Linked DNA regions of Homo sapiens: regions 1 and 3 are each linked to region 2. Evidence: chromatin contacts called from ENCODE Hi-C or POLR2A ChIA-PET data. All regions are on one chromosome and are shown on one strand. Each heading gives the region's core, a stretch centred on a gene start or an enhancer-like site at or near the end of the contact. The rest is flanking DNA. Distances are from core to core; before and after follow the strand shown.

Region 1 (4,636 bases), core at 1,670-4,169, 1.0 Mb after region 2:
GGCTCGCCCAGACCCAACTCCACCCGCTTCTGCACCCAGCCGTGGCCCCGCCCCACCTGCCACACCACGCCCATTGGTCCCAAGCCCCGCCTCCAGCCCAGCCCTAGGTTCTAAGGCTCGGTCATTCATCAATTTCTAAGGCCCCGCCCCAACCCCTATGCCCCGCCCACCACGAGTCAAGTCAGGCTCCCGCCCGGTTCGGCTTACCTCGCTGAACGCCCCGCGTCCGATCACCTTCAGAATCTCGAAGTCGTCCCTCTGCAGTCGGACCTCCTTAAGCCTCACCACGATGGGCTCCGCTGGGGGGGTGGTGGGGGAAAAGAACCGAGGGTCACCAGAAAGGGCACTGGAGACAAGGGGGAAAGCCCCACCCTCTGTCTGTCTCCCCTTCTCTCTGCCTCTCAGCTTCACCCTAGGACTGTCTGCTTCCCAGGGGCTTCCCCACATAAACACCGTGTAAGGTTCTGGGGGCCAAAAATGCCCTCCCATAGAGGTGAGATGCCTGAGAAGCCCTTTGCGGGACAGGGCATTGGCCCAGAGGGCTCCAAGGGTGTGCAGGATGGTTAGGGTGGGGTAACGGAGTCTGCAGAAGGACAGACCCTAAAGAACAAGGGGAGAAGGAAATAAGACCCAGTTCTTCCACCTTCCACCCTGACTCCAGGTGACAGTTCAGGTGCAGCCAGGGCCCCACCCCCACGTTCTCATGTAGAATGTCCTGGGTAACGGCCCAGACGTGGGGTTGTATCCAGTACCTCTAGATTCAGATGCAGGTGGTTCTTGAACCACACTTTGGAAAACCCTGGATTTGGGGCTGGGGGAAGGAACAGGACAGGGAGACAAAGGTAGCATGGTCACATATCCCAGACTCAAGTGCTCCGGTCCAGCCCATCTCTCAGTCCTCCAGGAGGAGTGCTTTAGTCCTACCCCTTATTTACAGATGACAATCAGGCCTCTCAGAAGTCAAGGTCCTATGACTAGGAATGTTAAACTGGGCAGCCTGGGTGGGGGACCAGCTGGGGTGGAGGCTTGTGGCTCAGGGACTGTGGGGACAGGGAGGCCTGGACTCCCGGGGGTGGAAGAAGTGGAGGCAGGATGGAGAGAGGGATGGGTATGGGAGGGGAGGGAAGGAGAGGAGACAGTGGGTTCTGGAGGAAAGAGAGGGGTTCCGGGGGGTTCCGGGAGAGTGGGCCAGCAGGGACGAACCAGCCAGGGCTGAGGACGGGGGAGGGAGGAGAGAGCCAAGACATTGAGCCCTTTTAAGGCAGCAGGAACCCTGGCCCCCTCCCCCGCCCCAGGCCTGGCAGGGGAGGGGCCGCGAGATGCAGCTCGGGCCACAAAAGGAGTGCTCCTCCCGGGAGCGCCAGACCCCTACCCCACCCGGTCTCAGTTTACCCTGCCAACCCAACTTCATCCTCTACTAAAGGGAGGCCAGGAGAGTCATTAGGGGCTGTGGGAGGTTGGGAGAAGGTTTTTCCAGAGGCTGAATGGCCTGGCCCTTCTTGGCCTCCACCTTCCCATCTGTGAAATGGGAGGAGGAGGGAAAGGAACCAGGCCTGGGTCAGAAAGAGATGGACACAAGAGGAAGCAGGGGAAGGCGGAGAAACAGGAAACAAGTGTCACACACAGTTTGTTACACACAGGCCAAAAACCAAACACCAGTCACTGAGGGCCAGACATATGAGGGCCAGAGGGGCAGGGTGCTGGGAATGAAAGAAACCAGTGACCAGTGAGCCCGAGTCCTGGGCTTGGGGAGGAGGTGGGCAGACAAGGCAGCTGGCAGAAGCGGAAGCATCCTCCTTCCAGCCCTGGCCCCAGGCCCTGGAAAGCCCTTGCAAGAAGGGGTTTTGTGGGACAGCTGGAAGGTTGGAGGCCCTGGGCCAGGAGAACTAAAGGACGCAGGGACCCGGGGTGGCGGGAATGGTGGCTGACCCACACGGCTCATAGGAACCGAGACTTTGGGGCTGGGGGTGGGGGTGGGTGCAGAACCTACAAAAGAAGGAGACACACCCAGAAGAACCCAAAGTTGTCCCTCCTGGATCGCAGAGGAGGGGGCACTGGTGGCGCCTGTCTGCAAAGCTGGTTCTCCCACAGGGCCCGCGTGAGTCACCGCCCTCCCAGTGCCTGGGCACCTGTTGGGGCAGCTGGAGAGGCTGGCGCCGAACACCTGCCTGTCGGCTGCGCCCCTGGCAGCTGCCCCATGCTGGCCCTCCTGGCTTGCCCCAGGCCACAGGAAACCAGGGGAGAGGGCCATAGAGCCCACTTTTGGGGGGAGGGTCCTAGGAGAGGGAGCTCCCAGCATGACCCTGACCCTGACCCTGAGGCGGGGTGCAGAGAGGCCATGGGAGGCTGTTGGCAGCCTAGCCTGCTGTGACTCCTAAGCCATGGCTCTGAGTCACAGCCACCCTAGCCTCTGCTGACCTTACTCTGCCCCTCCAGAGTGGTGGCATAGGACAGAGAAATGTTGCCCCAGGGCCCAGGTCCACACTCTGAGCCCCAGGATGGGAGGATCTCCCCATGCCCATCCTGCCATCCTGCCCCCCCAACAGCCAGGCCTCTGTGCCCAGACCTGTCTCCTGCCCCACCCCCACCCCATCTGCAGGAGCCCCGAGGGTAGGCACTCACCCCACTGCAAGAAGTCGGCCACGTACTTGTCCTGGGCCAGTTCGGAGGCGCCCAGCTCCTGGTGGACGCCCAGGAGAAGGTCGAGCAGGGGCTCCAGCCCCAGGAAGCCCGGGTCCAACACCAGCTGCTGGAGCCGCCTCAGCCGCACCTCGGCTGACATGTTGGACAGGCAGCACCATGGCCCCTCCCCGGGCCGGGGGCTCGGGGTCCTCCTGTCACAGGGCCTGGCAGCCCCTGTCCAGGCCCTGGAGCCCTGGCTGCATGTCTGCCTGTCCCTGGCTGTCCCCTGGGCCTCTCTGGCCACTTCTCTCTGCGGCCGGCCGAGGCCTCCTCCCCTTCTCCCCACCCCTTGGTCCAGCCCCCCTCCCGCCTCCCAGCCTTAACCCCTCACAAGCCAGCCCCCCAAGCTCCCTCCTTCCAGGGCCCTTCAGAACCCTTCAGTGCTAGAGTAGGGGGAATGCATGGAGAATCTCAGCTGTCACACTGTCACCCCAATAAAAAGGTAGAGCACAGAGGAAGCCACAGGTGTGATGAATTTCAAGAAGAACCTGCCCATTGCTGAAACAGGGCCAATTGAGGCTGAGTGACCCAGTAGCAACCACCCCCTTGCTCCCGACAAGCTCCAGAACTGGGGGCTAGGGGGTGAGGGCTGGGGGTTGGGGCTGGGTGGGAGAAAGGGGTTGAGGCCTGGGAAGGGGACGGGAGGCCAGGGCAGCTTCTTGGGTGACTCAGAGATGGATTCCGACTCGGACAGTTAAATTTAGCCCTCAGGCTCTCTGCTTTATACCAGCTTTTTTTTTTTTTTTTTTTTTTTTTCCCAGGAGGTGGGGAAGGGGTGGTGAGGACAGGACCAGGAGGGGGCACCCTCAGAGCCTGAACAGGGGTGACCTGCTGCCCAAAGGCTGGGGGAGGAAAGTGGTGGAGCCAAGCCCTCCCTGGGCAAACGAGACCCCAAAATAGCTCCTTGGCCCCTGGCCGGGGAGCCACATTCCTGCCCAGGCTGGGATTAGAAACAGAAACATTTCGGGGGGTGGAGGGTGGCGCGGGAAGACACACTCCCTGCGGCTCCGAGAGCCAAGAGGAATCTGAGCTCTTCTTTCCAGGGTGGACGGTTCTCCAGAGTGGAAGTCGGGGCCTCCAACCGGCCTGGGGTGCCTGGGCCTTGAGAGGGCCAGGCCTGAGAAACTAGGAGGCAAGGACCGAGGAGTCCCAGCTGGGCAGGGCCTGGGAAACGTGGTCCTGGGCAGTTCTGATAATTTAAAAAACACCGAGGACTTTGATGAGGGGCCCTGGCTGCGGGCAGGATGCTCTTCTCCCCAAGAGGGTCCTGCTCCAGCCGCTGGTGTGGGTCACCAGTTGTGTGACTCGCAGGTCCGTTCCCTCCCTGGGCTCCGGCTTTTCCTGCTATGAAAAGGGGTGGGAGGCGCTGGGCTGGGAGCAGGCCTGCACTCCTCCTCTGGGGAAAGCGGACTGCCTAGAACCACAGAGTACACACACAGGTCCTCTACATCATCTCCTCCGAAGGGGACAGACCCGCTGAGAAAACAGGGAACTTTAGTATAAATAAGAGGTCCTGCGGGACAGGGAGGAACCTGAGGGGCTTCCATAATTTAACACTCTTCAAAAGCACAGACAATAGCAAGGGCAGCTGGGGTGGGGGCCGGGCGAGGGCTGGACCACCCCCGGCCCTGCCCACTCAACTGAGGGGCACACTGCAGACCTGGGGCTCTTGTGGCAGGGGCGGGGAGTCTCTCCCCAGGAGTGACCAGTCACATGCTGGGGACAGGGATGAGGGTAACACTGATGTTTCAGAGGAAGAGGTCATTGTACTTGGCAGTGGGTGGGGGACAAGGCTGAGGCCACAAGGGCTATTACATCGCCCGTGTCCGGGCCAGTCTGGGGGGCCCCCAAATTTTGTGCAGGTGGGGGGACTGGAGCAGTCCATCCATCATGGTTAGTCTTGTTAATACGTTGATCTGTGAGGTCAGCAGGGAGGGTTATGGCTAGGAGGCTG
Region 2 (4,145 bases), core at 1,306-3,805:
CTCCTTCAGACTCTCACCTCCTCCCTCAGACCCCCACCTCCTTCAGACCCTCGTCTCCTCTCTCAGACCCTCACCTCCTCCCTTAGCCCCTCATCTCCTCCCCCCGAACCTCACCTCCACCTTCAGACCCTCACCTCCTCCTTCAGACCCTCACCTCCTCTCTCAAACCCTCGCCTCCTTCCTCAGACTCTTATCTCCTCCTTCAGACCCTTGTCTCCTCCCTCAGACCTTCACCTCCTCCCTCCAAACCTCGCCTCCACCCTCAGACCCTTATTTCCTCCATCAGACCCTTACCTCCTCCAACAGACCCTGTCCTCCTCCTTCAGATCCTCTCCCCCTCCTCCCACTAAACCATCTACTTCTCTCTCAGACCTATCTTCCTTCTTCAGATCCTCCTCCTTCTGACCCTTTTATCCCTCTTCCAACCTCAGAGAACCATCAGCACCCTCTCTTCCAGCAGCACCGTCTCTCCCAGCCCTTCGAAGCTCCCACCGGACCCATCACATCTTCTCCCCTCTACAGTCCTGCTAGGTTGGAACCACTGCACCAGCTGCCCTGGGATGCCAGGAGTGGGACAGGCTTGGGTGTCCTTCCCACCCTACCTCTGAGGGTCCCCACCCTAAGCCTCGCCCCTCCAAACCTCAGCTTTCCTTTCTGTGCATTGGGATAGTGCTCCACACCCCTCTCCTGTGTCTGAGGGTCCCCAGGGGTGGGGTTGGATGGGCAGGGAACACAGCCCCCAGCCTGTCCAACCGAATTCCTCCCCTCTTCCCTTGCTGTGGCCCCCACAACACCAGCAGGCAGGGGTTGCCATTGGTCCCATTTTCCAGAAGAACAAACTGAGTCTCAAGGCAGGGGATGGCTTGTCTGAGGTCCCACCGGGAGCAAGGGGTGGAGGTGGAATTAACACAGGTCTGTGCTCGGGATGTTTCGCCATGAAGGGGGATAAGGGAGATCCAGAGAGAGGTCGAAAGGAAGGGAAGGGGTGAGGCCTCTCCACACAGCCACTTCTCACATCCTGGGTTAACGATCCACTCGGGTGGGGCCCGAGTCCGGCCAAAGTCCCTTCCCGGGGCCCCAATACCCACTTTCAAGGTCCCAGGGGACACAGAGACAGCAACAGAGATGGGGAGACAGAGACAGAGGGCGGGGCAGGAGACAACCAGAGGGAGGTCAGGCAAGTTTCGAAGACAGAAGGAGACCGGGGGAGAGAACCAGAGAGACGCCGCGTGCCCCCTGGGCAAGTCCGGGGTGCAGCCCCCATGCCCCGCCCCCTGTGTCCCCAAAGCCTCCCTCTCCGCCTCCTGTGACTCAGTGACCCGGACTCAACCCCAGCGGCTGCCCCGCCCCCAGGGAAATCCGGGAAAGCCCCGGACCTTCGGGGCCCCACCCCGGGGCGGGGAGAGGGAGAGGAGGGGAGGAGACGGGGAAGAGTCCCGCCTCCCTCCTCCCTCCCTCCCATCTCCAGCCTGAGTCATGCCCCCAACCCGCCTAGCCTGTTCCCCACCCATCAACCCCTCCTCGAGGTGGGAGGGGAAGTCGGGGGGAAGCCAAACTGCTCCCCGCTCCTGCAGCACCGGCCTCGGTCGCGCTGACTCTGGCCTGGTGTCCGTGTCTCTTGCTATCTCTCTTTCTCTCAAGATCTCTGCGCCTGTCTCCATGTCTCTTTCTCTCTGTGCACCTAGGATTTTCCGAGCACCCACCCCGGTGCCCCGCGGGCCCCGGCTGGGGGCAGGGCCCCCAACGAGTGCAGAGACACAATCAGTGGAGCGCTCCCCACCCTCACCCCACCCCCAGCCCCTTTAGACCCACAGCTGATGAGGCACGTGGAGTGGCAGAGATGGAAGAGGGGAGGGAGAGGAATCGTTCCTGGCCGCCTGCCGAGTGCCAGTCCCTGCCCCGGGTGCGTCTCTTCACTCCCACTAAGGAGGAAACGGCTCAGAGAGGGGAAGTGTTTGGCCAAGGTCACCCAGCGAGTAAGTGGGAACCGAGATTCCAAACCCCGTCCCAGAGATGCCAAGGCCTCCTGAGAGACAGAGAAGCAGACAGCAACTGAGAGGCAGAGAGATGGTGACAGACACAAAGAGACAAAAGAGAGAGACAGAGACGGAACAGAGCACACAGAGACAAACGCGGGGTTGCGGAGAGAAACACCTACTCAGACAGGAGAACCAGAGAGACAGTTACAGACTCAGAGATAGAGATGTTGAGAGATAGGGCCAGAAAGACAAAAACAGAGGCAGAGAGAGCGGCCCTTGGCAGCAGGGGTGGGGACACCCCCCCACCCCCCGACCCCGCCTCCTCTCCCCCCACCCCTCCTTTCCTCTCCCTCCCCCGCCGAGGCCTGGCTGCCCCAGGCGCCGCGGGCCGGGAGGGGGCAAGCGGGGCGCGGCGCGGGCGGGGCGCAGGGCAGGCTGCACCTCAGAGCGGCGGGAGCAGCGGCGGGTCCAGGAAACCCCTGGGGCGTACGGGTGGCCCCGGGGGGGCCGGGGGCGGGGAGGCGGGCGGCCGGCACCGCCCCGGCCGACAAAAGTCCCTTCAGTTCAGCCGGCTGCAGGGGAAGTCCCGGCGCCCGGCGAAACCACCCTCCCGTGCAGCCGAGCCCAGCCGCTCTCCGGCCGCCGTCCCCGGCGGCCCCATGCCCCGATGCCCCGCGGGGGCCATGGACGAGGGGCCCGTGGACCTGCGCACCCGGCCCAAGGCCGCCGGACTCCCGGGCGCCGCGCTGCCGCTCCGCAAGCGCCCGCTGCGCGCGCCCTCCCCGGAGCCCGCCGCTCCCCGCGGCGCTGCGGGCCTTGTCGTCCCCCTGGACCCTCTGCGCGGCGGCTGCGACCTGCCGGCGGTCCCCGGGCCCCCCCACGGCCTGGCCCGGCCGGAGGCGCTTTACTACCCCGGTGAGTGGCCCCCGAGGGTCCGGGCCGGGTGGGATCCACACAGAGCATAGGGTCACCAGAGCCAGGAGGCAGAGCTTGAGGCACAAACCGGTGTCTCTCCAGGGACCTGGGGGACAAGAGGATATAAGCCCAGGTTCCAAGGATATAGATATGAGATCATCGGGGAGCCAGTAAGCTGTGCCTTGGGATCTGGGGATTTGGGGACCCTGGGGGGCAAAGCCCAGGGGCTGAGTGACGTGGGGGGGGGGGGGCCAGGGACAATGCCCAGTGGTACAAATATGGGGGTGTCAGGGAATCAGGGCACAGAGCCTGGTATCCTAGGGGCAAGAAAGTACAAGCTCTTAAGCCAGATGTGTAGCGTTATGAGGAAGCTGAGCTGGGCTGGAGAAACTGGGGTTCCCTGTATCCTGATATTATTAGAATCAAAGGGAGTCAGGGTAACAGAGACTGGGGTTCTAAGGAGACAGATACTGAGGATCTCAGGATGTCACAATCTCAGGAACCAAGATATCTGGAGACATGGGCATTATGAAAACAGAGATGGGGTTCTGAGCACCCCAATATCTGGGATCACAAGGATCCAAGGAAATGAACCAGAGCTCCAGGGACCCAGATACCAGGGGGTCTTGAGGACCCAGGAGAACAGAGACCCGGGTTTCTGGGTACTCAGTTATGTGGGGCCACAAGTGATCAGGGTCCTATTTGAGGTCAAGATCAGGTGGGCAGAAGGGATCAGGGGACTGAGGATCCTAAGATTGGGTAATTCTGAGACTTTGGGTAATTTAGAGGCAGGATGAAAATTTCAGGGGTCTCCAGACAGAAAGCCTCAAGGCCTCAAGGCCTGGTATTGGAGATACGAGGACCTGGAAACTTGGGAGTTCAAGAACAGAGGGCCCACAAGGATCAGCAGATGACGAAGACCACACACTCTTCTCTCCATCCTATCTCCATCCCTGATCTCAAGAAGGGGTGTCCTCTACCACAGCTGTGGCCACGTCACCATCCCCAATTGACCCCCAAAGCTGCAGAGAGCCGTTCTACAGAGCCCCAAAACTTTAGGTAGTTTCTGCACCCTCCACCCCATCAGCGTGACAGCTGGAGAGCCTCAAGCTATGTGCATCAGGAGTTCTGCCACGGCCTCCCAGCTTTCCTATTCCAAGAGTGAGAAAGCAGGCCTCAGTTTTCCCCGTCTGTGTGATGGGTTGGTATGGATTTGCCTGCTGCCATGGTCCCCTCGCCTTTGTTTGTTTT
Region 3 (4,199 bases), core at 1,644-4,143, 1.1 Mb after region 2:
GAGACCAGTCTGGCCAACATGGTGAAACCTCATCTCTACTAAAAATACAAAAAAATTAGCCAGGCATGGTGGCAGGCACATGTAATCCTAGCTACTCGGGAGGCTGAGGCAGGAGAATCGCTTGAATTTGGGAGGAGGAGGTTGCAGTGAGCCGAGGTCACATCATTGCACTCCAGCGTGGGCAACAAGAGTGAAACTGCGTTTCAAATTAAAAAAAAAAAGAAAAAAAACCCACACACACAGAGAGAGAAAGAGAAAGAGAGAGAGAGAACACTTAATATGTGCTAAGCACAATTCTAAGATATACATATTAACTCATTTAAACCTCAGACACCAAGGTTTAAATGAATTAATATGTATATATTAGAATTAATATACATGAGTTAGGTTTACATTTTTTGTTTTTTTGAGACAGGGTGTCACTCTGTTGCCCAAGCTGGAGTGCAGTGCCGCAATCTCAGCTCACCGCAATCTCTGCCTCCCGGGCTCAGGCGATCCTCCTACCTCATTTTCCCAAGTAGCTGAGACTACAGGCGAATCCCCATTTAATTTTTGTACTTTCTGTAGAGAAGGGTTTCGCCATGTTGCCCAGGCTGGGAGTTAGTATTTTTAATTTTCATTTTACAGATGAGGAAACTGAAGACCAGGGAGGTAAAGTGACCTGACCAAAGGCATATAGCTTGTAAGAGGCAGAGTCAGCAGCATGGCTGCATATCTTCCTTACCACTATGCTACAGTACTGTTTATCTGAAAGGAATTGTTTTTTACCCCCAGGTCTGTTTACGTAAGCCAAGGATCCTGGCCACCAGACAACCGGCATGGCATGCCGTCCCCAGTCAAAACATAAAAAAAACAGGCCGGGCATGGTGGCTCACACCTGTAATCCCAACACCACTGCACTCCAGCCTGGGCGACAGAATGAGACTCTGCCTCAAAAAATAAAATAAAATAAAATAAAACCCCATAATAAACATTTCCACTTTTTTCATGATAATACATTCAGATCAACCAAAATATTTTACCCTGTTTCATTCTTCTTCTGCTTTTTGGTTTATGCTTTCAGTTTTGTTTTGTTCTTTTTTAAACACACATACACAAAATTCTCCTGCAGGAGCTAGATTTTATGCAAAAAAAGGAAAAAAAATGAAAATAAAAAAACCCATATATACATATTTCCCTTTCATTTACAAAAAGAGCATACACAGGGCCGGGAGCGGTGACTCACGCCTGTAATCCCAGCACTTCGGGAGGCGGAGGCAGGTGGATCACGAGGTCAGGAGTTCAAGACCAGCCTGACCAACATGGTGAAACCCCATCTCTACTAAAAATACAAAAATTAGCCAGGCGTGGTGGTGTGCCTGTAATCCCAGCTACCTGGGAGGCTGAGGCAGGCGAATTGCTTGAACCTGGAAGGCAGAGGTTGCAGTGAGCCGAGATCACGCCACTGCACTCCAGCCTGGGTGACAGAGTGAGACTCTGTCTCAAAAAAAAAAAAAAGGAGCCTACACAGGCCGAGTTTGGTGGCTCAGGCCTGTAATCCCTGCACTTTGGAAGGCTGAGGTGGGCAGATCACTTGAGGTCAGGAGTTCAAGACCAGCCTGGCCAACACAGAGAAACCCCGTCTCTACTAAAAATATAAAAATTACCTGGGTGTGGTGGGGCACGTTTGTAATCCCAGCTACTCGAGAGGCTGGGGTGGGAGAATCACTTGAACCAGGGAGGTGGAGGTTGCAGTGAACTGGGATCGTGCCAGCCTGGGCGACAGAGTGAGACCCTGTCTCAAAAAAAAAAAAAAAGAAAAAGCATATACAATAAACACCAACCTCCACTTCACTTGTTTTCCCTTAATATATGTTGGAGGCCACTATATCAGTGTATAGAGATTTTCATCATTTCCTTTTATCTACCTCATTCCTTTTTAGAGTTGCATAGTATTTTTTATGTGGATGTATTATAGTTTCTTTCAGCCAATCTTCTTATTTAAGAACATTTGGGATGCGTGTAGCCTTTTGCTATGATGAACAGTATCACTGTTTCCCCTTCCCTCTCGATGTACTCGTTAAGAAGTGGTACCCTGCCCCACTGCTACCTAGGAATCTGATGACTACCCTGTTTCCCCAAACTGGCTCTAGGAGTATCTTTTATTCCTTCAACGAACATTAGCTGGGCGTCTCCGGCGTGATTGGCGCTGTGCTGAGAACACAGTGGCGACAGAGACAAACCTAGTCCCTACCTTCATGGAACACACGGTCATAGACATCATAAAACAGCACACAGATAAGAGTCGGATAACAAATTAGACCACACGTGACATGAAGGAACACGGACCGACAAAAGCATTTAACAGGCGGATTTCTGGATGGAGGGCAGGGAAGGAGGGCTTCGCAGAGGAAGTGACGTTGGTGCCGAGACCCGAAGGATGAAATGGGAGTTAGCCAAGCCGAATGGGTAAAAGGATGTTGCAGGCAGAAGGGACAGCCTGTGCAAAATCCCCGAAGCGGGAAAGCGCATGGCAAGTTTAAGGAACCGAAAGGCCAGGGCGGCTGTTAGAGGTGGGGGAAAAAGCAAAGAGGCCGAGTCGAAGCAAGCGAGGTCTGCGGGGCGGTGGCGCCCGGGGGGCCACGTTGGAACTTTGCCTCGAGGGCACTAGGGAGCCAAGGAAGGGTCCTGAGCAAGGGAAGAAACATGGGTCGCGAAAGCCACTGTTCCCCTCTCCCCACGGCGATGCCCTCCCCGCCCGAGCCCCTGCTTCTTTAGGAGCCTCCTCCTTTCGTCTCCGGGCCCAAACGCCGCCTCCCGCTCACCGCAGCTCTGGCCTCCGTTCCCCTCGCGCCCCCTCAGCAGTGCCTCTTCCTACACTCCGCCGCCGCCGCCGCCGCCATCTTCCGTTCGTCGCCGGGAACGGTGCGCACGCGCCACACACCCAGGGCCGCCGGGAAATGGAGTCCAGAGCACAGCCCGACCCCGCCCATGCCTCGTCCCGTGCGAGCGGCATTCTGCCCGCCTCCATACTACGGCGAGCAGACCCTTCATTTCCGGCTCTGGGTCCGGCTAGGCCTTCTGGGAAATGTAGTCCCTTCGGAGGCACCGGGCGGAAAGGGAGCTAGAGCATTCTGGGAAATGGAGTTCTCAGTGGTGCTGAGTCCCTGGACGGCTGGCTGGTCTTGGAGAGTGCGGAGTTCGGGCAGCGAAGCTCCTGGGTCTTGGAGGGGAGGTGGTCTGTTGCCCTAGTGGGGTCTGCGGAGAGGCCCCGATCCCCTCCATCTTTGTTCTTGACCCTTTCAACAGTCTGAAGCATTTCTTTTTCTTTTCTTTTCTTTCTTTCTTTTTTTTTGGAAACGGAGTCCCGCTCTCTCTCCCAGGCTGGACTGCAGTGGCGCGATCTCGGCTCACTGCAACCTCCGCTTCCTAGGTTCAAACGATTCTCCTGCCTCAGCCTCCCGAATAGCTGGGATAACAGGCACGCACCATCACGCCTAGCTAGTTGTTGTATTTTTAATAGAGATGGGGTTTCACCCTGTTGGCCAGGCTGGTCTCAAACTCCTGACCTCAAGTGATTCGTCCGCCCGCCTCGGCCTCCTGCAGTGCTGGAATTACAGGCGTGAGCCACCGCGCCCGGCCAAGTTAAGCATTTCTAGCCGTCGGAAGCCTCAGTCTTCCTGTCTGTCCAATGGGGATGTGATTTCGGGGACCTTTTACGGGTCCTTGTAGTCGCATAGTGGCCCTAGCGTTCTGATTCCCCTTTCTTCCGCCACGGTCATGCAGGGCTCTGGCTCTTCGTCCTCTCCTGCCGAGATGATGAAGCCCCCTGAGGTAGAAAGGCTCCAGAGTTCTGACCTCGGGGCCCTTGGTATCTGCAGCGTCGCTGCGGGCAGCTCCCTCACTCCTGAATCACCCCCAGCTGTCGCGTCCTGGGGCTGCGGCCCCCGGCGCCTGAGGTCTGTCTCCTGGCGATCCCGCAGGGGGCGCCCCAGTCCGAGCGCGCCGCCCTCGGGGAGGCGGGAGGGGAGCCCGGGGCGGGCGAGGGCGGGGGTGTCCCGGCTATAAAGCGTGGCCGCCTCCCGCGGCGCTCGGGACAGCCGTACCCCGGGCGGTCGGACGGGCGGGCGCCGGTGGGAGCTCGGGCCGTGCCCGCTGAGAGATCCAGAGCGCTCCGTTCCCCCGGGGCCGGAGCGGGGGCGGGTGGGGGCGTAAGCCCG

Evidence for each region. Hi-C counts contacts between places; a loop is a spot of excess contacts on that map. ChIA-PET counts read pairs that join two places held with the same protein, here RNA polymerase II (POLR2A). Pooled maps may share reads with other maps.
Region 1: a map of psoas muscle shows a loop between it and region 2 (5-fold over the local background). The contact joins the promoter of DMPK here to the promoter of BCL3 in region 2. A Hi-C loop is called at or near these places in 1 of 168 maps with a recorded cell type or tissue (psoas muscle) and 6 of 50 pooled maps. POLR2A ChIA-PET finds 5 or more read pairs at or near these places in 1 of 52 experiments (B cell).
Region 3: a loop to region 2 is called in a pooled map, with 11 times the contacts of the local background. The contact joins the promoter of SYMPK here to the promoter of BCL3 in region 2. A Hi-C loop is called at or near these places in 1 of 37 single-sample maps with no recorded cell type and 4 of 50 pooled maps. POLR2A ChIA-PET finds 5 or more read pairs at or near these places in 1 of 52 experiments (GM12878).

The regions. Positions count from the first base shown.
Region 1 is chr19:45,779,571-45,784,206 of GRCh38, forward strand. It overlaps DMPK (DM1 protein kinase), which reads right to left and starts at 2,920. Exons shown (of 15, transcript NM_004409.5): 1 at 2,623-2,920; 2 at 208-299. The coding sequence starts at 2,782. DMWD (DM1 locus, WD repeat containing) reads right to left here. Exons shown (of 5, transcript NM_004943.2): 5 at 3,377-4,636. RefSeq lists a silencer at 1-151.
Region 2 is chr19:44,746,153-44,750,297 of GRCh38, forward strand. It overlaps BCL3 (BCL3 transcription coactivator), which reads left to right and starts at 2,556. Exons shown (of 9, transcript NM_005178.5): 1 at 2,556-2,894. The coding sequence starts at 2,639. RefSeq lists silencers at 1,125-1,604, 1,665-1,794, 2,205-2,794.
Region 3 is chr19:45,860,254-45,864,452 of GRCh38, forward strand. SYMPK (symplekin scaffold protein) reads right to left here and starts at 2,894. Exons shown (of 27, transcript NM_004819.3): 1 at 2,805-2,894. FOXA3 (forkhead box A3) reads left to right here and starts at 4,073. Exons shown (of 2, transcript NM_004497.3): 1 at 4,073-4,199. RefSeq lists enhancers at 1,919-2,557, 2,809-3,218 and a silencer at 3,859-4,199.